Linked DNA regions of Homo sapiens: region 1 is linked to region 2. The links are chromatin loops, found by intact Hi-C in ENCODE. Cell type or tissue: GM12878. All regions are shown on one strand. Each heading gives the region's core, and the rest is flanking DNA. Links, peaks and the distances in the headings are about the cores only.

The links. A loop is a pair of places that touch in the nucleus more often than their neighbours do. Peaks named below come from ENCODE experiments on the same cell type or tissue, not always from the same donor. Only the 100,000 strongest peaks of a DNase experiment are listed, where the experiment ranks them.
Region 1: a loop joins it to region 2, with 4 times the contacts of the local background. A loop is called at or near these places in 4 of 110 quality-filtered maps.

What each region holds. Positions count from the first base shown.
Region 1 is chr9:29,770,338-29,781,274 of GRCh38, reverse strand. No RefSeq gene overlaps it. Among named protein-coding and RNA genes, the nearest start is that of LINGO2, 560 kb to the right of the region's middle. In GM12878, for the core only: no CTCF peak of the experiment used is centred there; no DNase peak of the experiment used is centred there.
Region 2 is chr9:29,713,108-29,724,044 of GRCh38, reverse strand. No RefSeq gene overlaps it. Among named protein-coding and RNA genes, the nearest start is that of LINGO2, 500 kb to the right of the region's middle. In GM12878, for the core only: no CTCF peak of the experiment used is centred there; a DNase peak (open chromatin) is centred at 6,207.

The DNA of each region.
Region 1 (10,937 bases), core at 1,470-9,469, 58 kb before region 2:
CTCAGAAATCTAAAGGTAGTTTATATGATCCTAGGCAAAGTTTACTAACTTAATGACCCTATCTTAAAACTGCATTCTGGAAATAGTAATATAGATGGCATAAAAAATAAGGCAAATATTTACCCAATTCCCCTTTACCCTTAAAGACAATGAATGACAAACTTTCTGTTTCTGCTTATCAATTCAAGTTAAGTTCATGTGACCAATTGCTCAGTTTATCAAATCACTTTTGCTGTAGTAAAATAAAAAAAAAACTCAGGAGATTTTTCCAACAAATTGTTAGTAACTGATTGTCTGTGTTACTGCTCCAGGTAACGGCTCTACTCCTCATGTCTTATTATCTCCCAGCTGAGATTAAAGAATAAAATATTTTTAAAAAGTAAAATGAAAAGTGAGAATGCATGATTGAGGTAGGATGCAGCAGATGTTTGTATGGAAGGGGAAGGAAAAGAACTAGGTAAATGCTAATGATAACAATATAAAATATTCACTGAGTAATCCCACAGGAAAGCATACCACCAAATATATATCACAATATCATGGTCTAAGTGTCAAATGAATACCCATACATGTGGGTTAATAGGAAATTTTTCAGGAAAAAGCTGAGTGTGGGGAGGGAAACTGAGGCAGGGCTTGCATAATGTCCTCTGAAATGTGTCTAGACTTCCTGGCTCCTTGCTTCTAGCCTCCTAGGCTCCTATTCCCATTATCTCAGGTAGCAGAATATGTTTCATATAAATGTTAAACCGTCACAGCTGTAAATCATGTGCTTGATGCAACGTGTCCTTTTGACCTCCACATTCTGCCCACCTGTTTCTTTGTTGGATTACCAATAAATACCATGGGCTCCCAGATCATGGGGCCTTCGCAGCCTCCGTACAATAGCGATGGCCTCTGGTATACCACCTTTTTCTCTGTGTCTTTTTCTCTAATCCTTTGACTCTGCTGGACTTTGTCACGCCCACGACCTACCTGGTGTTGGGTCTGATCACTCTAACATTCCCGGCTGCCCAACTTGGGGCGACAAAGACCCCGGTGAAAGAACGCCAGAGCGTGCGAAAGTGGGGGATGCATTATCAAAGGACACCCGAGGAAGTCTAAAACGAAGCTCGGTGGGAAAGCTGAGCGCTGGGAGGAACCAGGGTAACAATGGGACAAAGTGAAGGCATTCTGCTTACTTAAATTTCGTAAGGCATTTATTATGAAGAGGGGGAGTGAAAGTTAGCACTCAATTTATCACTCACTCTTTAGTGTAGTAAAGTAGTTTTGCCCATGGTTCCCGGAGCAAGGGACTACGGAGTTGGATGAATGGGAGATAATTGGCAGATTTTTAAAAAGTGTATAAAGATAGAACAGAAAGTCCAGTCTTGGTTTGGTCAGTGTGGGTGCTAATAAAAGTAGCTCTTGAGCCATTTCAAACAGATGAGGCAGGTTCAAATGAGGAAAAGGAAGATGAGCGTGGAAAACTAACCTCAGATTCTAAATGTGAGGAACCGAAACCAGAGGAAATTAAAAGGGAAACTGAAAAAAGCATGTTTTACTAGCCCGTTAGCTCTACCTGCTGAACTAAGTGAAAGGCCAACTCCTCTTTCGCCTCTTAATGGGCAAGAAGATGAATTAGCTACAAAACGTACAGCTCCCGTAGCTGCAACATTAAAACCTGGAGCAATTGGTGGTGCTATACAAAATTCTATTCAAAAGGCTAGAGTCCAGGGAGATCTCGAAGCATGGCAATTTCCCATAACTATAATCCAGCAGGGAGGACAGCAAACGTCCTCCCGCTGTGTTTCCAAAATCCACCTACAAAGGAGAAAGATATAGAAGTAGTTTTTTTTAAGTGTACCCTATTCTTTTTAAAAGCCAGGGTAAATTTAAAACCTATAATTGATAATCGAAGGTCTTCTCCGTGACCCTGTAACACTCCAATACTACCTTGTTGTCAGTGTAAACAAGGGCGTAGCCCGAAAGCACTGAGACCACTGACAACCAGTAGCCTTCCTAAGAAAAATCCTTACCCAGTAACCCGCGGATGGCCAAAATGCATTCCATCAGTAGCGGCAACTTCTTTGCTAGCAGAAGAAAGTAGAAAAATAACTTGTAGAGGAAACCTTGTTGTGAGCACACCTCGCCAGTTCAGAACTATCCTAAATTAAAAACAAAAAGGTAGCTTACTAACTCAAAGTATGGGGCTACTCTATTACAAAAAGGCGATTTAACGTGCAGGTTTGTGCACATGTACCCTAGAACTTAAAGTATAATAAAAATACATATATATTAAATCAACTTTTTTTCCTTTTAACATTAACCACTGAAAATTCCCTTAACCCAGCAGGTTTCCTAATGAGGGATTTAAATCTTAATTACCATACAAAGGTCTGACCAGACCTAGGAGAAACTCCCTTCAGGACAGGATGATAGATGGTTCCTCCCAGGTGATTGAGGGGGAAAAAATACAATGGGTATTCAGTAATTGATAGGGAAACTCTTGTAGAAGCAGAGTTAGAAGAATTGCCTAATACTTGGTCTGCTCAAACATGTGAGCTGTTAGCACTCAGCCAAGCCTTAAAGTATTTACAGAATCAAAAAACTCTCTCAATCCTGACTCAAGATGTTACCTACACTCTCTGAAATGAATTTGTGTAAGAACTGTTTATGGGAATGCGTCTTAATGGGGCAGCTGGGTTATGAAATAAGAACCCAGCTCAGCTCTATAATTCACCTCTGAGTGCAAAGGCAATGTTGGGCACGCTGGTAAAGGACCACTAGAATCTAGCAGCCCGGACCCCTTTCTCTGTGGTCAAGAAAGGCGGGAAAACAGGTGCAGGACTGCTACATTGGTGAGCATAACTAATCCGATAAGCAGAGGTCCACGGGTGGTGACACACCCTGGAAAAGAATAAGCATTAGGACCATAGAGGACGCTGTAGAACTAATGCTCATCAGAAAATGACTAGAGGTGCTGGCATCCCTATGTTCTTGTTTCAGATGGGAAATGTTCCCCCCAACCCCAAGGCAAAACCCCCCCTAAGATGTATTCTGGAGAATTCGGTCCAGAGTGCATGAACCTTTTTCCGTCTCAGACTTGAAGCAAATTAAAATAGACCTAGGTAAATTATCAGATAATCCTGATGGCTATACTGATGTTTTACAAGGGTTAGGACAATCCTTTGATCTGACATGGAGAGATACAATGTTACTGCTAGATCAGACAGTAACCTCAAATGAGAGAAGTGCCGCCGTAACTGCATCCTGAGAGTTTGGCGATCTCTGGTATCTCAGGTCAATGATAGGCTGACAACAGAGGAAAGAGAACAATTCCCCACAGGCCAGCAGGCAGTTCCCGGTGTAGACCCTCATTGGGACACAGAATCAGAATATGGAGATTGGTGCAGCGGACATTTGCTAACTTGTGTGCTAGAAGGACTAAGGAAAACTAGGAAAAAGCCTATAAATTAATGATGTCCACTATAACACAGGGAAAGGAAGAAATCCCTACTGCCTTTCTGGAGAGACAAAGGGGGAGGCATTGAAGAAGCATACCTCTCTGTCACCTGACTCTATTGAAGGCCAACTAATCTTGAAGTTTATCACTCAGTCAGCTGCAGACATTAGAAAAAACTTCAAAAGTCCACCTTAGGCCCGGAGCTAAAACTTAGAAACCCTATTGAACTTGGCAACCTCGTGTGTGTGGTTTTTTGTTGTTGTTGTTTGTTTGTTTGTTTTTTGAGATCAGGAGCAGGCAGAACACACTGCTTTAGTCATGACCCTCAGGCAAGCGGACTTTGGAGGCTCTGGAAAAGGGAAAGGCTGGGCAGATCAAATGGCTAATAGGGCTTGCTTCCAGTGCGGTCTACAAGGACACTTTAAAAAAGACTGAATAGAAATAAGCCTCCCCCTCGTCCATGCCCCTTATGTCAAGGGAATCACTGGAAGGCCCACTGCCCCAGGGGATGAAGTTCCTTTGAGTCAGAAGTCACTAACCAGATGACCCAGCAGCAGGACTGAGGGTGTCCGGGGCAAACTCCAGCCCATGCCATCGCCCTCACAGAGCCCCAGGTATGCTTGACCATTGAGGGCCAGGAGGTTAACTATTCCCTAGACACTGGTGCGGGCTTCTCAATCTTACTCTCCTGTCCCAGACAACTGTCCTCCAGATTTGTCACTATCTGAGGGGTCCTAGGACAGGCAGTCACTAGATACTTCTCCCAGCCACTAAGTTGTGACTGGAGAACTTTACTCTTTTCACAAGCCTTTCTAATTATGCCTTGAAAGCCCCACTCCTTTGTTAGGGAAAGACATCCTAGCAAAAGCAGGGGCCATTATACACTTGAATTAGAAGGAAAAAGGGTAAATATATATACAGCTCTAACTATGCTTTGCTAGTCCTCCATGCTCACATAACAATATGGAGAGAAAGGTATTCCCTCGAAAGTTAGGAATTCCCTATCAAAATCAGGAAGCCATTTAGGCCCCCAAATTCTCCTTACCTCTGAGTCTACTTCCTCCGATCCCTGCCCAAAGACAATTTTATGGGAAAGAGGATTTGCTTGTGTCTCCCCAGGTGACAATCAGGTGCCTATGTGGGTGCCCACCAAACATCTGAAGATCTATCATGAGCCACAGCATCTAGTGGTACCACCTGTACAGTGCAAATTGAAGGTTTGAAAAGCCTCAGTTTTCTTTCTCTATGCCTTCTGTTAATCAGAAAAGACCTGTTTCTCATTATTGGTGGACTCCTGGCTATAGCCACAAGTTTTTTTTGCTTCTGTTTTGGTAGATTTACTAACGTGGGCATATGAGGGTATGCTTGTGTTTTTGCAGGAGATGAATGAACTGTGTGGATGCCCTCAAGATGTGTATGACCATGGAACGGGAGACTGGAGGGATCCATGGATCCCAACCATGCACCAGGTTCCCCCAGTATGAGCCATGAGCCAGTTGAATCTGAATGCTAAGATGGAAGGAGGACCAACCAGAGTCAACAATGCTTAATGGATCAATGCTTTCTAACTCAGCTCCTCTCTACCCTGAATACAAGAGACCCTAATAGTTAGGCAGGAGTATCATCGCCCCTATTCAGCATGAAGTTACAGAAGACGGAGCTTCATCCTCCTGCAACCCCTAGGATTAAGGGTCCTCTTGTAAAAGGAAAAGGGGAAATATGTGGGAAGCATTCGAACCAGAGGTGACTCCAGTCTGAATAAGCGCTAAGAAAAATGAAGCTGGATCACCAACTGGCAATTAAGGGCTGCACAGCCTGCAATTGCCTTGTTCAATTAAAAGAGGCCACCTCTTATGCTAGTAATAATGATAGCAATAATACCTTCTCTTTTACTAAAAAGAAAGGGGGGGCATGTTGGGGAAAAAGCTGAGTGTTGGGAGGGAAACTGAGGCAGGGCTTGCATTTGTCCTCTGGAATGTGTCTAGACTTGCTGGCTCCTTGCTTCTAGCCCTTCTAGACTCCTATTCCCATTATCTCAAGTAGCAGAAAACATGTTCCTTATAATGCTAAACCGTCACAGCTGTAAATCATGTGCTTAATGCAACGTGTCCTTTTGACCTCCACATTCTCACCACCTGTTTGTTGGATTACCAATAAATACCATGGGCTCAGAGCTTGTGGCCTTCGCAGCCTCCATATAATAGTGATGGCCCCCTGGTGTGCAACCTTTTTTTTTCTCTCACTGTCTTTTTCTCAATCCTTTGACTCTGCCGGACTTTGTTACCCCCACGACCTGGTGTTGGGTCTCATCACCCCAACAAATTTATAGTTATTCTCTAACTCTTAATATTATGTAATAATTGATAGCACATTTAAATGATTTGCTGATTGTCACACTTGCTCATTATAAACCTTAGGTTATTACAATGATAATGACATTGGAAACCAAAGGAATTGCAATACTGTGTTTATTCTTTGTGCTGAGTTTCAAGAAAACTTGTGTCACAAGGCATGTGGAACATTCTAAAATTCAGCTAGGCAAATGGACCTTTGCCTTCACTATATCTCCAATGACCACCAAGCACTATATAGGGTTGTGATGGATAATGCATTACTTACCTCTCAGATGAGAAGCACGTAAACCTTGGCTTTCTCATAGAGATTATTTTAAAAGCTGTTCTGGGTCACAAGCTGATGAGGGACTCTCAACATAAAAGTAAAGAAACATGTTCCATGCAGTTCTTTAGGAAATTTGCTTCACATTTACAGCATCTAACATTAGGAATTTAAATAACCTATTACATTTTTTACCAAAAGGACCTTTTTCTCTACACTGATCCACTACAGAAATGATTGCCTGTCATTTGCTTTATATATCTTTGAATTTTTACATTTTCTTCCACAAAACTAAGATATAAGCTACTCAAGAGAAAAAAATGTTTTTTGTTATAACCCTATCAGCTCTTAAACAATAGTATTCTCTTCAAAGCTGGTTAAGGTGTATTTGTTTTGAGTGACTGTTTGATATATACTTGCTCTCTAATGCCTACATACTGAGGACCTGCCTCAGGATGAATCTAGGTGTCTACTCACATTTACAGAACATACCAAGAGCCAATTGTGTATATTAAGTATAAATTTACACAAAAGTCTTAAAAATAACAAGCCCAAATCTGTTTGCATAAATCAAGCCATAACTTTTATAAAGGTTATAACATTTACGTTTCTACTGAAATATGTGCCAAGTTACAGCTTAGATATTTTTACTATACATTTAAAAAATAAACTTTCCGCCATCCATTAGCAGACTTGAACAATAAAAAGTGGAGATCATATGAAACTCTGTTGATATGGTCTTTCCTCCCTTTTGGCAAAGAACGATTAATCAAAAAGTGAGGTCTATACTCATCCTTGACAATGATTGAGCTTGTGAGAACTTCGAATAGAGGAATAAAGTTAAAAGTTACACTTTTGATATCAAAGGTCATGCAGCTTTAGCCTGCTTCTCTTGAGATTCTTGCCCTCGGTGAATACAGCTGCTATGCAAGAAGTTTGATTGCTTTGAGACAGAACTGGTAAAAACACCTTGTACTGGTCTTCTTATCAGCATTACCCAGTGAATGCCTAAGCAAGAGCCAGCCTTAGCTGTGAGCTATATGTGAGGGAATTATCTTGAGCATTCCATCCAGACAAGCCTTCAGATGACTGCAGTCCTATCCAACATCTGAACACAACTACGGAAAAGATACCAAGTAATCTGCAACCCTCCTGAAGTCCTGACTCATGAAATGATGTCCCTAATGTTATTTTATGTCTCTACATTTTGGGATATTACTTTATGCTGCAATATATAATCTCCAGAGCTTTCCACCATGCTTGGATATAACCTTTACTTTCACTTTGGTTATGTACCAGCTGTACTCTCCAATTTACATATGAGGAAGCTGAGACACAAAGAGGTAAATTTACTTCCCCAAAGTCTCACAGCTATGATAGTAAAAGGAACCAATGGGGTGAGTCACATAAAATTCTCAGCACAATACTTGACACATAAGTTACATGGTACATTTTAAGCCATTATTATGACTATCATTTTTCAAATTGGAAGCTTGAAGTGGTAGTTGTACATCAGGCTGCAATTTAGAGAGTGCTTTGCAGGGGAGAAAAAGTGGAAAACCTTGTACCTCCCTTGAATTATTAAAATAACTAGAGGATGTTCCCCTGCTATTTGCAGTACTTTGAAGAAAAATTTGGAAATGCCTTGCCTCTTCCTTGAAGTAATGAAATAATCAGATGAGAGTGATTCAGGTCATGTGCTCTTGTCTGGGCTTTGTCATTTACTTGGGAAAGTCCCGGGACTTCTCTGCTTCTTGGCTTTTTCATCTATAAAATGAGACAACCAGGTTCCTAGACAATCTGATATCCTTTTTATTTAACATTTTCCAAGATTGTTTTATTTAATAGACACAAATATTCCTTGAATGCAAAACACAGTGATTCCACCTCTTGTCCATCACTGGTGAGATCTCAGAAAATACAAGAGCACTGGACACCTCGAGAATAAACATAGGTAATGGGAAAGGAGTAAAGTGGTGGAGAAACCAATCGATCAAAACACTTTAGCTTCAGCTACTTCTCAATGTTCTCATACCTCTTGGAGCCCAGGTGCAGAACCAAAATTGCTTCAGACTGTGAAGCAATGTTAGTGAATTCTATAGGTGAGAGTTTTAATGAAACTGAGACTACACAGATCACATATACAGGAAATCAGGCCTGCCTTAAGAGGGAAAAATAGTATGCTGTCCAAACCTCTCACTTTACAAGTGAGAGACATGAACTCCATAGAGAATGGGTTTACTAATGATTACCTTGGTAGCAAGGCTGGCAGGAAGACCTAGAATCCAGAAATACGTGGCATTTCATAACTTCAATTTATGGAATTTTGAGGCAGTTCATCAAGTGGTGGCTTGGGGAAAAAGCCATGATAACTGTGAAACTCCTTCTAAAACTTACCAAATAAAGATGGGATCTGGGGGTAATGGGGGAGCAGAGTGTTTGCTCTGCAACATACATTCTTAACAAATCCCCTATTCCTCTCACCTCCAGATGGATTTACACCTCTGTGACATATTTATATTGAAGGGCTGTCAGCATTTTTTTTTTCCCCTAAGGGCCCAGATAGTAAATATCTGTGTCTTTGCGGGCCACATGGTCTCAGTCACCACTACTCAACTCTGCTGTTGTAGCATGAAAGCAGCAATGAACAATTTGTAAGTGAATGGTCATAGCCACATTCCAATGAAACTTTATTTACCAAAATGGACAACAGAGCAGAGTTAACCCACAGGCAATAGTTAGCCTATGTGGAATTTCTTTGTGTATTTGTTATATAGCATATAAATATTCTTGGGCTAGATGTTTGTTAGACACCCATAATTTGTATTGGGTAAGTTACTGGAAAATAGAGCATATATTTTCTGAATCACTTTTGTAAAACCCCAATATGTTTTGAAAAGACACACATTTTAATTGATTTTCTAAAAGTTAAATAAGTACCTGATATAACTTATAATCATCTTGTAGAGTTATCACCCAATTTAGTGGATTTTATTCATTCATTTACACATACACAGAATTTATTCAGCTCCCATGTAATGTGAAATAAAATGACAAATCCATTTCTCAATATACTTATGATCTAATGCATTTTTTTCACATAGAAGAAATAGGGAAATAATACAACTCATTGTGTCCTGATGGAAGAAAGTGTCCACCCACCTGACATCAGGTGACAGAAGGAATAAGGCTTAGTAAAGGAGCTGGCACTTCAGCTACAGTTTGATGATTGAATAGGAGTTTATCAAATGACTAAGGAGGAAAGCATTTTTCAGGCATAGGCATCATCCTATATAAAGGTGCAATGAAGGAAACTTTGATACTATAAATCCTGTAATTCTCAAGACTGATTTGCTCAAACAGACTGACATTTTCCTTGCACCTACTGTTTCAATATCATTTTTCTTGTCATGTCATGCCAAAATTTAGTCTCATCTTAGTTTCACATACAATTCACCTACTCACCAATTTTGGAATTAATTGGAAACTAGCCTGTCAAAAATCCTCTTTTAATACAAATTTAATTCCAGAAATAATCTTGGCTTAAGTTTTTCGGTGGGATAACAATCATTGTATTTGATGTCAGGATTGGTAAATTATTTTCTGCATCTACTTTATCTGATCAGAAAACACATACACACAGCACTGAGTAGTTGAAAGTGTTCTTTCCTCCATATCCTGATAATCTTTGTAATACTGTGTTTTGTCTTATTTCTTAACTCGTTTTATGTCGTGTTTTTTTTTGTTTTTATTTTTTCCTTTGTCTATTTGCGGTCTCTGCTACTGTGTTATAATTTACATAAAATAAATAGTATCCATTTCAAGTCTATAATATGATGAGTCAACATGAAATTACTACTACAGTCAGGACACCAAACATTTCTATCATGCCAAAAGTTTCCTCCTGCCTCTTTGTAGTTCATTACTCCTTTCAACCATGCTGGTCCCAGGCAATCAATAATCTATATTTTGTCCCTGTCACTCAAGATGCTTTCAAGAATTTTATAAACATGGAATTGTACAGTATGTATGCTTTTGCGTCTAAATTATTCCACCTAGGATAATGACTGAGATTCATTTATATCATTGAGTGTATCAGTACTTTATTCATTTGTATTGCTAAACGGTATTCTATCGTATCAGAGGTTTTCGTCAGACAAGGAATGGAAACTAAGTGTCATAGCATATCTTATACCTGATTGCTAGCAGCCATGTGGTTTATTGCCTTGAAAAGTTCTGGACTACCTCTGGACCCAGAGATAAAGAGTTCTGTCTTTGATTAGCAATTTCCATGATAGATAATAAAGCGGGAAGTGGTCGCAAATGTGTTACATATTTGCAAGCTATGGCTTAGGTGCTACTGATTCCGCATGGACTTTCCCTATTGTGTATTTCATATTTTCACTCTTTCTTTGGTAACAAGCAATCCACAATTGCTCAGTTTCCATGTTTTCATGTGGTTACATATTTTATGTGCTAATGACAAGAAAAGGTTAATTGCTAATACTACCACCTAGTTCTACAAATTCTCCCTCTTCCTCTCTTCCCCTCTCCCCCACTCTCCACTCCTCTCCCCCCACTCCCCTTCTCCCTTTCTTTTGTCTCAGTCTGTTGCCAGGCTGGAGTGTGGTGGTGTGATCTTGGCTCACTGCAACTTCTGCCTCTAGGGTTCAAGTGATTCTCCTGCCTCAGCCTCCCGAGTAGGCGTGCCTACTACAGGCATGCACCACCATGCCTGACTAATTTTTGTATATTTAGTAGAGATGGGGTTTCAACATGTTGGCCAGAATTGTCTTGATCTCTTGACCTCGTGATCTGCCCACCTCGGCCTCCCAAAGTGCTGGTATTACAGGTGTAAGCCACCGTGCCTGGCCTTTCT
Region 2 (10,937 bases), core at 2,005-10,004:
TCACATCTTCTTGTGGACTTCTGAATATAAACAACAGGATCTTTGGCTTCTGTATATCCTGGCCATGGGCCATTTCTTTCATATTGCTTGTCCTGATACCAAAGCCTGGCAGAGACACAACAAAAAAAGAGAATTTTAGACCAATATCCCTGATGAACATCGATGCAAAAATCCTCAATAAAATACTGGCAAACCGAATCCAGCAGCACATCAAAAAGCTTATCCACCATGATCAAGTGGGCTTCATCCCTGGGATGCAAGGCTTGTTCAACATATGCAAATCAATAAACGTAATCCAGCATATAAACAGAACCAATGACAAAAACCACATGATTATCTCAATAGATGCAAAAGAGGCCTTTGACAAAATTCAACAGCCCTTCATGCTAAAAACTCTCAATAAATTAGGTATTGATGGGACATATCTCAAAATAATAAGAGCTATTTATGACAAACCCACAGCCAATATCATACTGAATGGACAAAAACTGGAAACGTTCCCTTTGAAAACTGGCACAAGACAGGGATGCCCTCTCTCACCACTCCTATTCAACATAGTGTTGGAAGTTCTGGCTAGGACAATCAGGCAGGAGAAAGAAATAAATGGTATTCAATTAGGAAAAGAGGAAGTCAAATTGTTCATGTTTGCAGATGACATGATCGTATATCCAGAAAACCCCATCATCTCAGCCCAAAATCTCCTTAAGCTGATAAGCAACTTCAGCAAAGTCTCAGGATACAAAATCAATGTACAAAAATCACAAGCATTCTTATACACCAATAACAGACAGAGAGCCAAATCATGAGTGAACTCCCATTCACAATTGCTTCAAAGAGAATAAAATACCTAGGAATCCAACTTACAAGGGATGTGAAGGACCTCTTCAAGGAGAACTACAAACCAATGCTCAATGAAATAAGAGGATACAAACAAATAGAAGAACATTCCATGCTCATGGATAGGAAGAATAAATATCCTGAAAATGATCATACTGCCCAAGGTAATTTATAGATTCAATGCCATCCCCATCAAGCTACCAATGACTTTCTTCACAGAATTGGAAAATACTACTTTAAAGTTCATATGGAATCAAAAAACAGCCTGCATTGCCAAGTCAATCTTAAGCCAAAAGAACAAAGCTGGAGGCATCATGCTACCTGACTTCAAACTATACTACAAGGCTACAGTAACCAAAACAGCATGGTACTGGTACCAAAACAGAGATATAGACCAATGGAACAGAACACAGCCCTCAGAAATAATATCACACATCTTTGTACACACTATCTGATCTTTGAAAAACCTGACAAAAACAAGAAATGGGGAAAAGATTCCCTATTTAACAAATGGTGCTGGGAAAACTGGCTAGCCATATGTAGAAAGCTGAAACTGGATCCCTTCCATATAGCTTATACAAAAATTAATTCAAGATGGATTAAAGACTTAAATGTTAGACCTAAAACCATAAAAACCCTAGAAGAAAACCTAGGCAATACTATTCAGGACATAGGCATGGGCAAGGACTTCATGTCTAAAACACCAAAAGCAATGGCAACAAAAGCCAAAATTGACAAATGGCATCTGATTAAACTAAAGAACTTCTGCACTGCAAAAGAAACTACCATCAGAGTGAACAGGCAACCTACAGAATGGGAGAAAACTTTTGCAATCTATTCATCTGACAAAGGGCTAATATACAGAATCTACAAAGCACTCAAACAAATTTACAAAAAAAAAAAAAAGCCATCAACAAGTGGTCGAAGGTTATGAACAGACACTTCTCAAAAGAAGACATTTATACAGCCAAAAGACACATGAAAAAATGCTCATCATCACTGGCCATCAGAGAAATGCAAATCAAAACTACAATGAGATACCATCTCACACCAGTTAGAATGGCAATCATTAAAAAGTCAGGAAACAGGTGCTGGAGAGGATGTGGAGAAATAGGAACACTTTTACACTGTTGGTGGGACTGTAAACTGGTTCAACCATTGTGGAAGACAGTGTGGCGATTCCTCAGGGATCTAGAACTAGAAATACCATTTGACCCAGCCATCCCATTACTGGGTATATACCCAAAGGATTATAAATCATGCTGCTATAAAGACACATGCACACGTATGTTTATTGTGGCACTATTCACAATAGCAAAGACCCGGAACCAACCAAATGTCCAACAATGATAGACTGGATTAAGAAAATGTGGCACATATACATCATGGAATACTATGCAGCCATAAAAATGGATGAGTTCATGTCCTTTGTAGGAACATGGATGAAGCCGGAAACCATCATTCTCAGCAAACTATCGCAAGGACAAAAAACCAAACATCATATGTTCTCACTTATAGGTGGGAATTGACCAATGAGAACACTTGGACACAGCAAGGGGGACATCACACACCGGGGCCTGTTGTGGGGTCGGGGGGAGCAGGGTGGGATAGCATTAGGAGATATACCTAATGTAAATGAAGAGTTAATGGGTGCAGCATACCAACATGGCACATGTATACATATGTAACAAACCTGCACATTCTGCACATGTACCCTAGAACTTAAAGTATAATAAAAAAAATTGCTTGTCTTATATCTCATCATATTTTTTTTCTCTTTTTCCTTACCACTACCTTCTCTAACTTCCCGGTATTCAGTGTAAGGTAATTACTCTACTGTTTTCTCAGTGTAATACTACTATTCCATCTTTTCTGAATCAGCAGGTCACATGCCTAAAATGTCATTTATTTATTTATTCATCAAAGAACACTGCATCAATCGTTTAGTCAACTACTAGGTATTGAAAGTCTCACTAAATCCCACATTGAGCTAGGAAAAAATGGGGCCAAAAAAGAAAGAAAGGAAATACAAAGAGAAAATCTCCCTATTAAAGTATTTCGACTTACAAAACATGAAATCTATGCCTGTCAGAATATATGACTTTAAAATTTCATGTGAATTTTTGAAAGCTTTTGCCTTATCAACTTTTGCTCATTATAAAAATTGTGGGTTTTAAAAAATATTTGTTCTTGACAATATTGCTTCTAAATGGTCCTGTCTTCCTACAATGAATATTTGCCCATCTTACGTAATAAAAAGGAAAATAAGCTTAAAAAGCTAAAAGAAAGGTAAACCAGAAAGACAGTAATATTTGATTTTTTTTAAAATAAGGAAAAATTAGGGTAATTTGTGTTGTTAACAATTCTCCTTCTCTGTATAGATATCTAATCATGTTATTTGTTTCCAAAATGTGGCTGATAGTAGATACTATTATAGGTTGTTCTTAGGCTTACAAATGTCTAAAAATTGTTTTAGCAGTATGCCAAACAAAACTTTAAGTGATATATACTATTTCAAAACAATATTTGAAAACGTGTTTCAAACGTTGCTTTCATAAAAGTTTTCTTATAGATAAAAATTATCTTAAAGAGGATGCATCTCCTAAATTTCTAATACACATAAAATAGTTTAAATTTCTTTTTCTACTTTTTTGTTCCCTTGGTCTTTATTTTCTATTTTATTAAGAAAAAAGTCATTGCATTAAGACATCAACCCCAAAAGAAATAATTAGAAATGTTAATCACAAATAACAGATGTTGCTTTCCTTGTGCGTAAGGCTTAAATTACCAAATGATTTGTTAATGCACAAAAAAATTTTCTATTGTGTTTTTGTTTATTCATGTATTAACTGTGTATATATTTCTCTTCTGACATCATCACCTATTTCTCCTGAACACATCTGAAATTATTGGTCTCTGAACTTGTGTAAAGGAAGTATTTCTGCCATTAATTTTTGTACAAGAAAAGGTATTTTTTTATTTTTGAAAATAATGCTGCCTTGAAAAATATATATAGATATGCTTACAGGTTTTTGAAATGGCCTTGCAGTTTATATAACACATACACATACAAGATTAAAAATCTCGTAAGATAAATGGGTTTGCTGGCAACATAAAAATATACTCAAGACACGCCAAATGCATTTATGTAGGAAATAGTTGTTACAACTGTACCCATCTCAGCAATATCCTCTTTGCTGAGGTAGAAAATACCAGAGGCTAGCATACCTCATCTCAATACCCACTGACTGGTACAAGGGTATCAATCATTTTTAAAAAGTGATTTTTCTTTAAAAATATTCTACCACATAGAAACCAAAAAAGGGCAGAAGAAAAAAGAAAACAGGCTCAGAAGTCAAAGTTTGTATAACTTTACTTTTATCTGCAATTTAAGGTAACCGCTACCTCCTCTAACTTCCCAGTATTCAGTGTAAGATAATTTTTCTACTGTTCTCTCTCATAGTGCATAGTATTCTATCCAATTTTTATTAACTGATCATTTCGATTGAAATACTAAGCTGAAATGAATAACTGATTAACAAAATATCCAGTTTTTTAGTGCATATAAATGTCTTTTAATTTTTACTACCTAAAACGACAACCTCAGACTCTAACCTACGTTCTGCTAATCAGCCACTGTGGATGCCCTCTACGAAAAAGGGTAAATTATCTGATCACCACATGTAAGCAGTGGTAAGGGTCAGGGAGTGTCCAGTTGAGAAACGAAAAGAGAAATATTGTTCATACCTAAGGCCTATGCTTCACCTCTGTAAATGAGCTAATGATTATTTTTTACTGGAAATTATTTTACAACAATATTCCTTACACCCTTTCACTTGTGGTAACTCAGAGTTTCAAGGATTTTAAAATGTTACTTTTGTTTCTTAATGACTAGTCATTGATTTAGGAAGTTGTCCTAGAGTACCAAGCCTGGTAAGTTTTTATGAATTTGGAATTAATTTATACATTATCACATTACCAAAGGGGAAAATAGCCTTCGATATGAGTGTTTCAAATGTGTTTTCATCTTTTCATAGGAATATTAGAAGAATACGCTTCTCACTTTATAAAGTAGAGTGCCTAATGTACTCCCAATATAAAATGAAGAATGGATAGAAGAAAAGTATCAAAACAGAGAATAGAGTTCAGCTCACATAATCTTAAGAATGTCAGTGAACCAAGCTGTTTATTTGTGGTAAATCATGTGAAGCAAAGTCTGGGACCTGGTATTGTCCTGGGAATATGTTTGAGCCCAACTGACTAGAGGTTCAACTGAACAAAAATGACCATCCTCTCCCATCAGGAGTTAGATGAATGACGATCTTCAGATGTCCAAGAAACAGCAAGTGAACCTTAAAGCCATCCTTGGAGGGTTCTAGCGCAGATATAAACAGAGGTTCAGGGGCATTGTTCTGAATCTAGGGGAGGAAAAGAGGTTCAGATAAGAAGGAGATTTTGGTGGTACACAGGCCACTCAAATAGCAGCTTAGTTCTGACTGTAAATTGGGACACACTGAGGGACCTGGAGCTCAAGAGTTCATAGGACGTCAGACCTCAAACTTTTCAGAGAATCTACATTAGTAAGGTCTAGCTAGTAAAAAAGACATTAGACTGGAAACCATAGTTGAAATCTAATTTTAAGTACTACACATGTGGGTGTGGCCAAAAGTAAGGAATGCAACTAGGAAATTTGGATCAGGGAACGGCCTAAGAACCAGCAGCTACCCTTCCCCATTGCACCACCCCCGTTCTATGTTGGAATAAGTTAACAGTGCTGTCAGGTTTTGGGGTGGCTGAACCTGACTTTGTTTCTGCTTTTGTGAGTCCTATTTGGCCTGGGAAATGGAATGATACTGACCCTGCAGGGAAAGAGATCAGGAATTGAATGTGAACATCTTGGGGTGGCTGAGTCAGGAGCTATGAGTCTGGAAAAGGTTTATTCAGTGCAAGGACATTTTCAGAAACGTATAGACCTGTATGGCTCTGTTTCTACTTACTACACATGTAAATATAGCACATGTAGTTCTGTGTGTGTGTGTGTGTGTGTGTGTGTGTGTGTGTTTGTGTGTGAAGTTCCAATTAATTAGTTCAGGTTATGTAATATTTTATGAATGTTTAATCATATACTCTTTAAACTTCTCAGTTTTGTTTTCTTAGTTCTGCATTTTGAAGTAAATACTTTCTTATTTTTTCAATTATTTTGTAGGCCTGTGAAATCTTAAAGGACTACACACTATACTGAAAATGCCTAGTGGAAAAAAGACGCCATGACTAACTGATTAAGAATCCACAGCAGAGACACTTTTCAAAAGAAGACATACAAGTGGCCAAGAAATAAATGAAAAGATGTTCAACATCACTAATCATCAGAGAAATGCAAATCAAGGCCACAATGTGAAACCATCTTATAGCAGTCAGAATGGTTATTATTAGAAAGTCAAAAAAACAGATGCTGGCAAGGATGTGGAGAAAAGGGAGGGTTAATACACGATTGGTGGTAATGTAAATTAGTTCTGACACTATGCAGAGCAGTTTTGATTCCTCAAAAAACAAAAATGGATCTACCATTCAACCCAGTAATCCCATTCCTGGGTATATAACAAAAAGAAAATAAATTGTTCTACCAAAAAAAGACACATGCACTCGTATGGTCATTGTAGCACTATTCACAATAGCAAAGACATAGAATCAACGCAGGTGCCCATCAAAAGTGGGTTAGATAAAGAAAATGCAGTACATATACATCATAGGATACTATGCAGTCATGAAAAAAAATGAAATCATGTCTTTTGCAGCAACATGGATGGAGGCCATTATCGTAAGTTAATTAATGCAGGAAGAGAAAACCAAATACCACATGTTCACACTTACAAGTGAGAGCTAAACATCGGGTACTCATGGATGTAAAGATGGCAACAATAGACATGGGGGACTATCAGAGAAGGAGGGATGGAGTGGAGCAAGGGCTGAAGAACGAAGTATTGGATATTCCTCACTACATGCGTGATGAAATCATTCCTATTCCAAATCTCAGCATTAGGAATCATTCCTATTCCAAATCTCAGCATTAGGAAATACACCCATGTAAGAAACCTACACATGAAATCCCAAAGTCTACCCCTTGAATCTGAAATAAGAATAAAGAGTAAAAAAAAAAAAATTAACAGCACCATAGTACCTTGTACATGTGAATCTACTTCCCTTTCCATCTTTTACTTACAACAATCCTTTGATATAAATTTCCTTGTGTATTCAACTCCATTTTCTATAGTTGATGAAATTTCTCACAGATTATGGCAATAAATGGCTTACATATCTAGTTTTTAAAGTTTTGCTGTGTGTTTCACACTTTTTGTTTGTAGCTGCACTGACATTTTCATGGGAAGTTGGAAGAGGATTGTAATGACTTGCTGGCCCAATGTTTTCTTAATAATTCCTCTTGCTTATTAATTTCAATTTCTAAAAAGGACAGTAAGCCAAACTAATAATATTGTAGTGTTTCCCAGCTTATTGCTTTTTTAATTCCTTTTAAGCTTGTTTGCAGAATCCCGAAACAAGGACTAGAGAGAGCTAGAGAAGTTGTAGATTGTAGTGCTTAAAAACCTGATGCTGGATCCCGGGAATGGTGGCTCATGCCTGTAATCCCAGCACTTTGGGAGGCCGAGGCAGTTGGATCACTTGAAGTCAGGAGTTCGAGACCAGCCTGGCCAACATGGTGAAACCCCTTCTCTACTAAAAATACAAAAATTAGCCAGGCATGGTGGCACATGCCTGTAATCTCAGCTACTCAGGAGGCCGAGGCAGGAGAATCTCTTGAACCCCAGTGGGGTGGAGGTTGCAGTGAGCAGAGATCATACCACTTCACTCCAGCATGGGCAAAAGAGTGAAACTCTGTCTCAAAACAAACAAACAAAAACAACTTGATGCTGGAATCAAGCTGTCTGGATTCAAATCTCAGCTTGGTTCTTTACTAGATCTTCAATAGTGGAGAACTTGGGTATGTTTATTAGGTTTTCTGACCCTTAGTTTCTTCATCTATCAAATCACATCATTGAGGGTGTAACATATAGCAATTTAGGGGAAGATTTAGAGCAGCACCTGGTATCATACAGTAACACGACTAACACTATAGGGCTATTATCATTCTTGTCTTTGAAGACCAAGAATATAATCTTATACCAATTTTTTAAAAATCTGCATTCAGTATTTTTATTACACTTTGATTATACTTGTGGCAACAGAAGCGAAAGGTATATGTCTTTCTTGGTAAGTTTTTAAATTATACTGATAATTCTAAAAATGTATAAATAATGTTTTATTAGTATAGCAAGGTATTAACTTTATCAGTGGGCGATAAAGCAGTTATGAATCTAGTGGCTCGATAGAGTTAAATCAAAACTATGCTCATGACCAATCAAGATACCATGTGCTTTACTTAAAAAATAATGAAATATTAATATCAGAGCTAAATATATAATTGTTAGCGGCTTTGCTGTCAGTTTACTAAAGCTCATCTCCAATGTGTTCAGACATAAATTTATAATTATTAAACCTAACTGGTGCTGCATAGTTTGAAAGCAAAACAAGTGGCTCTGTTCGATTTTTTGTGTGTGTGATTTTTCTTCTTTTTATTTATTTTACATATATTTATCATTACATATTTTTATCATGTTTGACATTTTTCCTTTATGCCTGAACTTTACTGCCCTTGATGGCATTGGGCCAGAAAGATGAAATATACAGAACAAGATCTCTAAAACACTGATGCTACAAGATTAAACGTGTTGTTTCTGAGGTCTAGCAGACGCTGGGAGGAAAGAAAATAGAATCCTTGTTGTCTCACCATTGATAGAAAACTGAAACCATTGGTATGGAGAATGAAATCCCTAAGTCTACAGACTTCTACCCATATCTTATTTATAACAATGCATCTACATTAGGCAAAGCCTGTCTCATTTTTTATGACTTAATTGCTTTCCTCTCTTTGCATTTATAACACCAATCTACTTTCTGTCTTTCAACATACATCCCAGAGAAAGGAAACAGAAAATAAAGCACATTATTCAGTAGGATTTCATTGTGCACTGAGGGTAAAAAGCAGGCATGTATAAATGGAAATGCATTTGAAAGCCTTCCCCACTGAAATCTGGCAGGAGGTAAAGCACTTCATTAGGATTTGTAACATCACTGGTGAACTGCTTCACACAAAGTGCTACATTTGCAAATAAGGCACAAAATTGACTGTCAAGGAGAGGTAAGACTATAGCAGATTCCAATCCGTTTTGCACAAAGTGCTCTGTGGAAATACAGTACGTTTGCAACTCTAAGATTTAGATTTCATAAACTGTTGGTAGAGATTCACCATTGGATCTTCATAAGGTCCTGAAATAGGCCTCTTAACAACAACATCATGTGAAGGGCACAGCTGAATCCGGGAAGTCAATGGGCATTTTATTGATATGCTCCAAAAATTAATGTAAAAGAGTAATCCACATTCACTAAATTTTAAATGGAGACAGTGCAGTGAAACATCCTAATATTGTGATTATCATAATAGATGTTACATAGCAAATTGTATGGTTAAATATATTAAAGTAGCATTTCAAAATTCAGTTTCAGACACATAAAAATAAAGCCTCAGATCTTCTGTTTATATTAATTTCCATTATGGGCAAACTTATTAGCATGTAATAGGTATGTTTGCTTGCTAATTTACAGACACATAACTTGTAAGCACCTTTTGAAACAGATCCCACTGTTCAGTATTTATGTTTGTTTACTATTCCCTTCTTCTAGAACACTATTCTTCCTCCTCTTTTATATTTTGTTCTGGTAAATGTCTAAAACCTTTAGGAATGAACCTGTTATCTATAAATATAAATTATATTTATAATTAAATGATCATTACATTTATAATGATAAATATAATTTATGTAATTTGATATTCATTATCCAAAAAAAAATTTAATTCTTCACTGTGTCCAGGGTGAAACAAATGTTGTTTGCATATACCTCATTTCCCCTCTCCGCAAAGAGAAGTATATGAGTTGATGTGTTTCCTTTTGACCTTGGATTTGAAGAAACTTAAATTTAATTACTATGCTTACATGTAGTATGAATCTCATAATCTTGTATGAGATTCTTTGCATTTCTAATTCTCCTTTTCTGAAGTGTTTGGATCTTCATTTTTACCTGGGTTTCAACTATGCTGTCAAAGTATGAGCTCCTCAAGGGCAGAAAAGTTGTTTGATTCTTCCATATCCCAAATTGCTATAATGTCTGTAGCACAGATGTATTATATTTTATGTGTGTAAATGATAAATATAGTCTTTCTTAGAAAAAGGTATAGCTATATTTGTAAAAATGCATGAAATTAAAAGGGTTATAATTAAAATGGCTTGGAGAAAATTATTTGTTATTTCTAGGTGGTATTTCACCACAGGCCTAGTTCTAGGTTGTTGTCCTATGATTTTGAAATGTCCCCGCAGGCAAGAATCACTTTGGATACTTGTCAAACATACAGATTCTACGGAATCAGTCTATGTAACAGAGAGGTTTGGTAATGTTAAATTTAATCCATACCCAAGATGATTCTTATCAGGAAAGTTAGAAGCAACTTTGAATAGTGCTTACAGAGAAATATTGAAATATGCAATGAAAGAAGAATTTGATGTGAATGCAACCAGGAATTGAGGAAGAAATAAAAGTGATTATGAGAAGCAGCTGGGAGCTGCTGCCTGGAGCAGTAGCAATCATCATATTTCTGGGAGTTTTCATTATAAGGAGAAGCTGACAGACCTCTTGAAATCCTCTATTGAGCAGTTCTACTAGAAGCAGATGGAGTGTCAACCTGGGAGCACCATGAAAGTCCCTTTTCCTTTTTGTATCCGGGTGAGTCACTACTAAAACGTACTGTGGGAATGAATAAAATCGGAGCAGAATAAAAGGTGATTGGGAAAGTAGAAACTACAGGTCTTTCAATATTCACCTTCCTGAAAAGAGAATAATCATAATTCCACCAGAATATCTGGAACATGAGAAACCAGACACTTAACAAGTGCATAACTCAAGGCTGAGAGTATTCATAAAAGTAGTTGTAT